Regions from separate parts of the Mus musculus genome. Here region 1 is linked to region 2. A link is a loop called in an ENCODE intact Hi-C map of the cell type or tissue named here. Cell type or tissue: left cerebral cortex. All regions are shown on one strand. Each heading gives the region's core, and the rest is flanking DNA. Links, peaks and the distances in the headings are about the cores only. Region 1 overlaps Gm34664 (a long non-coding RNA gene). Region 2 overlaps Gm34664 (a long non-coding RNA gene).

The links. A loop is a pair of places that touch in the nucleus more often than their neighbours do. Peaks named below come from ENCODE experiments on the same cell type or tissue, not always from the same donor. Only the 100,000 strongest peaks of a DNase experiment are listed, where the experiment ranks them.
Region 1: a loop joins it to region 2, with 10 times the contacts of the local background. A loop is called at or near these places in 3 of 42 quality-filtered maps.

The regions. Positions count from the first base shown.
Region 1 is chr7:68,905,582-68,908,503 of GRCm38, forward strand. All of the region lies in intron 2 of Gm34664 (a long non-coding RNA gene), which reads right to left. Among named protein-coding and RNA genes, the nearest start is that of Gm34664, 9.0 kb to the right of the region's middle. In left cerebral cortex, for the core only: no CTCF peak of the experiment used is centred there; DNase peaks (open chromatin) are centred at 424, 1,111, 1,528, 2,092 and 1 more place.
Region 2 is chr7:68,851,031-68,853,952 of GRCm38, forward strand. All of the region lies in intron 2 of Gm34664 (a long non-coding RNA gene), which reads right to left. Among named protein-coding and RNA genes, the nearest start is that of Gm34612, 60 kb to the left of the region's middle. In left cerebral cortex, for the core only: no CTCF peak of the experiment used is centred there; DNase peaks (open chromatin) are centred at 1,125 and 1,292; H3K27ac peaks cover 963 bases.

The sequences.
Region 1 (2,922 bases), core at 151-2,650, 55 kb after region 2:
GGGTTGAATCTGAAGAACACAGAGAGGAGAGGACCACCAAGCATTGAGTGAACTAGGCAGATTGTCACAGATGGCACCATAGCCACTCTGAGACCCTGGTCCTTCTGTGTCCTGGATGGGACTTGCATTTGCTCCCATCTTACTGAGGCGTGTGTGTGTGTGTGTGTGTGTGTGTGTGTGTGTGTGTGTGTATGCGCACTGTTTCTCCAGCAAGCTCTTTTCTCCCCAGCCTGTTCTTACAGGGCTATGAAATGCATAGGTGTTGGCCATGGTCCTCCGAAACAGACATGTGATGTGACTAACAGACATGTTTGACCCCTATCAAAACTAGCAAAGGCCCGAGATGCTTCTCCTCCTTTGGCAAGCACTTGACAGTTGGCAGGCACACTGTTTGGCATTTAAGGGTGTGGAACAGAGTGTGAGATCTCTTTACAGAATTGAATGTCAGCGCCTAGCATACTGTAATGCCATCATGTGGATTCAGGCTATTCTAAGGCAGCCGATGCACTGAGTCATGTTCTTTGCCTAACTCAATTCATTCAGCATTTCCAAAGGTGATTGGGCATCTTACACTAGAAGGTGTGGAGAGATCAGAGAAAATGGGTACCAGGCTGCATTTCATATAGAGGAACATTCATTCCCAGATTGTCCAGATACTAGAAATGTCCACAAAAATCACCCTTGTACATATAAATAAAACTGTCACCAACACAAGCTCTTCTAAATAGCAGAAAACTAAATCAATGAGCTCAACTAAAACATTTTATCATCATAATTTGTATTATATGACTAAAGCAATTGGTCTTTTACTATAGTGTGCATAGCACACTATTAAATGTACAACCATGTCTTAGTAAGAAAGGGCAGATCAATGATGAAAGGCAATTAGCTACTGAAGTTCCCAGGAATATCTTCCTTGTTTCAAATCGTTCACCAGCTGGGAATGAGATGAGTCTGGGAATTCACTATGCTTCTGCAAGGGTGTAGGCTTACTGGTGACTTGCTCCTCCCCAAATAGACTCATCCCACCCAGTAAACATTTTAGTCTCACCATATGACTTTACTTTTTCACACTCAGTTAGATATTTAAATATAGAAAGACATCCATGAATCACAAATTATTCACAACACAATAGGAACAGCCAGAGAAGTTCACACATTCCCTCAGGGAGTAGTTTTAATCAGATACTATTTAGTGCTCAGCTAAAACAGTTAGTGGCACTAGCAGGCAAATTCTCTTTTTGTCAAGGAGTTAAATTTTAATTTTCCACCCCTAAAAATGAGAGAATGTTTCAATCCCTTGACAGTTTGGGGATCCATTGTTTCCAGTTGGCTGCAGATTGAAGGACGACAGCAGTTTGAGGTCCCCTGGCATGTTCATGAACTGTGTGTCTCTTCTCCCAATTATGGTTCCTTGAGGACTCATGCTATCAGTACGCACCAGCGGTTTCTCACCATTTTTTTTCTTTTTCTTTTTTCTTTTTTTTTCTTTTTTAGCCAGAAGCAAAAGAATATATTAGCCATCAGCAGCAAGACACAGGCAAATGGATGTATGAGATGAGGTTTATTGGGATTCCACGCATGCGTGGGGGTGTGACTCTACTTCAGAACTCATTTTCACCGATGCTGACACAAAAGACAGTCCTCGGAGATCTGTCTGTCAAAACCCAAAGTGCTCAGTAGAAATTAGATTACTCACGCTCAGGCAGAGGAGGGTGTTGGTGATTTAGAATAGTCCCTTAAATACCAATTACATTTGTATTTACAAAGCAAATTAAAGCCACCTGAAGGACATTGTTCATACTGGCTACTATCAATGTGTATGAACATGGTTCTTTGTTGGTATTTGAAAACTTATGAAAACACACACACACACACACACACACACACAGAGTTTTTCTTCCCATTTTAAACTTAATTCCAAAAGGCTCAAATGTATTTAAAGGAACAAGATGTACTGTTCAGTAGTATTGCTATGTGATTTTTGTCTGCAAATTGTCTGCCTGTCCCCGTTATCCATATCCAAACAGCCATGGAGAGTGAGAAACATGCAGGTGGGTTCTCTTTGTCTGTAACAGCAGATGCTCTGTGGGCTTATGGTAAGGCTGTATTGCTGGGCTAGCATGTCATTCATAGATTGGCATAGAACCTGCAGACAGATCCTAACTCTTTTAAGTCTAATACCGCTATGTGCAGACTTAGCAATCAAACTCATTTTTCATAAAAATATAAATTAATAAGTTGTATAATAAAAATTACCCCTTGTACATGAAAATGGGGAAGATTCTTAGAACGAGAGTTTTAAAACAGAAAGCAGAGGAGTCCTGGGAGACTCTAGCAGAAAACAGACTCCGGTGCATAGGAAGGTCGAGCGCTTCCCAGTACCTCGTGGAGGGTATTACCCACCACTAGATAATGAAAGAAGCTGGCTGGCACAAGATTTCTCTCCTTGTAATGGTACGACAGTGCCAGGCTCTTTGAAACTCCCCTAGTGTGTTCTGGAATGCTAATTGCGTGTTTGTATGGCCATCTCTTGGTATCTCAATTTGGAATGAGTGTCACTGCTGAGCAGTGAATTCTTATTCCTGTGATCAGGGTAGTGATCAGGGAGATTGGCTCTGATGTGTGGCTCCCCAGATTCTGACTGTCACAGCTTAGCTCAGACCTCTCTTCATCTCTCCACATTTTGGAATCTCTCTCTATATATATAATGAAGCATAGATTCATTTACCTAGCATTCTGTCATCCAGAAAACTCTATTAACTTTTGCATCTGTTCTCTGCTACTATTGGGATAACGGATGCTCATTGTTGTGACACTGAAGCCATTCAGGTGCCTTTGGCATCACACAGGATCACATGGCATTTTGTATGGGTGGAGTAAAGGGTTCTCTAGGGACCTGAGACAAAGCAGCCATTTGAG
Region 2 (2,922 bases), core at 166-2,665:
GTAAAAGCTTAGCCCCACCCCTTAATAATAGGACAAAAGCTGAAAGAACCACTAAGAGAGCACAGGAATGGGGAGAAGGAAGGCACTGGAGAGATGTCAGGAAAGTGTGCTTCCTCCTGAAGAAGTGAATGAATGGGTTTACCTGACTGTTGTGAATGAATGGGTTCACCTGCGACTGTTGTAAATGAATGAGCTTACCAGACTTTTGAAGATGGATGCCAGTCAGAGAGAAAGAGAATTGATGAGGGCCCAAAATTAATCAGTAGATGCAGTGAGTGAGGTGGGCACCAGAGGAGGACAGTTATAAAAGATGTCCCATAACACCCAAAGATGCTGGACACAGAAGAGTCACAAAGACTAGGATGGCAGAAGAAGATGATGGATTTACAGTTCAGTCCAACTTTCAGTCTGCAGTCATCCTTTTGAAGACCAGCACAAGGACCCATGAGGCACTGTTTGTATTTTCAGTCCAAGTTGGGATCGTTCCCCTTTTCATCTAGTTTCCTGTCCTGAAAACCATCCTCCTACCCTCCTAGCTTTTGTCAGGGTCATCTTGACTGGGCAGAAAGGAAGAAGAGAAAAGAAAGGACTGGATTTTGATGGTAGGGAGAGATGGCAGCAGCTGCGGCAACAGCAACAGCGAGGATGCACTTACTAGCAAAGACCTAAGGCAGGAAAAGGCAGTGGCTTGTTTCCCTTGGGTTTCTTCATCTCTAGCTCAGGAGAAGCAGAGAGAAATAGGTGATAGGGAAAGAAAATAAAAGGAAAGACAGTTTTCCTTTCTCTGTTAACAGTGAACAGTTCAGCTTCTGGTGACTCCCTAGCCTCCCTTTACTCTTCTTTCTCTTTTCATATCAAAGGATTAAAGGGCGCCCACATGGGCAAACACACATTTACCATACACACACGCACGCACCACAACACACACAGATCTTCTCTTCAGCTCTCTGCAATGATTTCTTTAGGCTTGGTTGCTTTTTCTTTCTCTTAGTGCCCAGCCCCTTCTCGTAGTTTGCTTTCTTTCTCTGACCCTCTTCTCTCTGCTGAGTGTGCCTGCACACTCCTACGCCTAGCCTCCCTCTGCCTGCTGCCTCTGCCTTCTGCCCCTCCTGCTGCCAGGCTCCCATCCAGTCCCCAGAGCAAGGACAGCTGCTGACACTTCAGAGTGCCTGAAGGCCACCAAACAGGTTGCTAATCCTTTGAGCCTTGAGAATATGTCTCAGCCTTTGGTAGGAGAGGGACAAAGGCTTTGAGAGATGGAGCAGAGAGCACGTAGGAACAGTTGCAGGGAGCTCACCAGCACCAGCAGGAGGGAAATGCTAGCCTGCCATTTCTAGATGCTGGGGAGCATATGGAGAGCCTGAGATTGTTATCAGCTGCCCAGAGTAGGCTGTGCCATCCCAGCTGCTTTACTGTGCTCTCTAAAGAAAGCATTATAACAAACTGCCTTACCTGTGGTGTTTCAAAGCAGGTGCCTCTCCTATGAGACTACAGTCTTCCCTAGTCCCCAGTGAATTCCAGGATGTCCCATGAGAGACAGCATCTCTAGTCATTGTGTGAGCTCATCTTAACATGTACCTATCAGGGCTTTGAACTTCTGAGTGTTTGGTTTGTTGTCATATGATTATATGATGATCAAGACTGCTATAGTGTGAGTCTACAGTGGTCAGGGTTCTCTAGTGGTATAGAGCCAATAGCATGTATATATATAGAGAATATATAGTAAAAAACATTTGATGGTGCTACATGATGTGAGCTGGGCAATCCGATGGTGACCATGCCCGACTGGAGGGTGACTGGAGGGGCTCAGAACATGACAGCCTCTCATGCTGCAATAGCCCCACTTCCGTCCTGAGCTCCTGGAGGCCTAGAGGGTTGCTGGTATTCAGTTGAGTGTTTGAAAGATAAAAAGGACTGGGTTTGTTGGGGCAGCAACGAAGTAATGCACTGACTAGCAAAGAACTAGTGGGAAAAGGCAGCAGGCTGTTTTCCTTGGGGTTCATCTCTGGGCTACGTTGGAAGGTTCTTCCCACTCCGGAGTAGGGTTTCACTATCAGTTGACCTTTCCTGGAAATGCCTGTGGAGACTGTCCCAGAAGCGTGTTTTGGAGTTGACCTCAGCTACAGGGAAGTTCATAGTCAAAACTTACTATGGCAGCATCGTTAACATACCCTGTCCACTGGACACCACTACCTTAGAAACAGAAAGTTTACAGGCGAGAGTAACATGCACTGATAGGTACTGGCCTACTGGTACATGACTGTTAATTAACAGCCCTTACCCACTGTGCCACACACTATAGAACTGAGATATATTACCTAAATTTTAGATCACTTGGCAACACCCTGTTTTAGTATATAATTTTATATGGATGAATATAGATAGCTATATGTGCTTATATGTTTATATGGGTTATGTTCCAAAAAAATAGATACTACAATGTACTGGTTATTGAAATTTTATTTAGGAAAAAAATGATTGACATTATTTTCTATTTTTCTGATGTATACTTAAATGTGTAAAATTACATTCCTAAAAATAATTTAAAATGTGCTTACATTATTTCCTTCTTCCTTCTCCTTCCTCCCACACCTTCCATAAATTCCCCATGTCTCTCAAGTCCCTAGTCTCTTATTTTATATATTATAATCTAATTATTTTATATGTTATATATAAATACATATGTAAGCATGAGAGACACCCCAAGTAAAGTAAGCTACTGCTGTTGCCTTTGTTCACCTCTCAAGGTTGAAGAGAAGCCCCTATTACTGAAGACAGCATGCAGTATAAACCCAGGGTTCAAGAGCTGAGCTGGACCTGAACTGAAATCTCAGTCTCTGAGGACTGGCTTTCATGGTGATTATAAAAGCTGCCAACAAAGAGAAATAACCAATAATCCTACCCAGCTGTGATGTCTAGGAA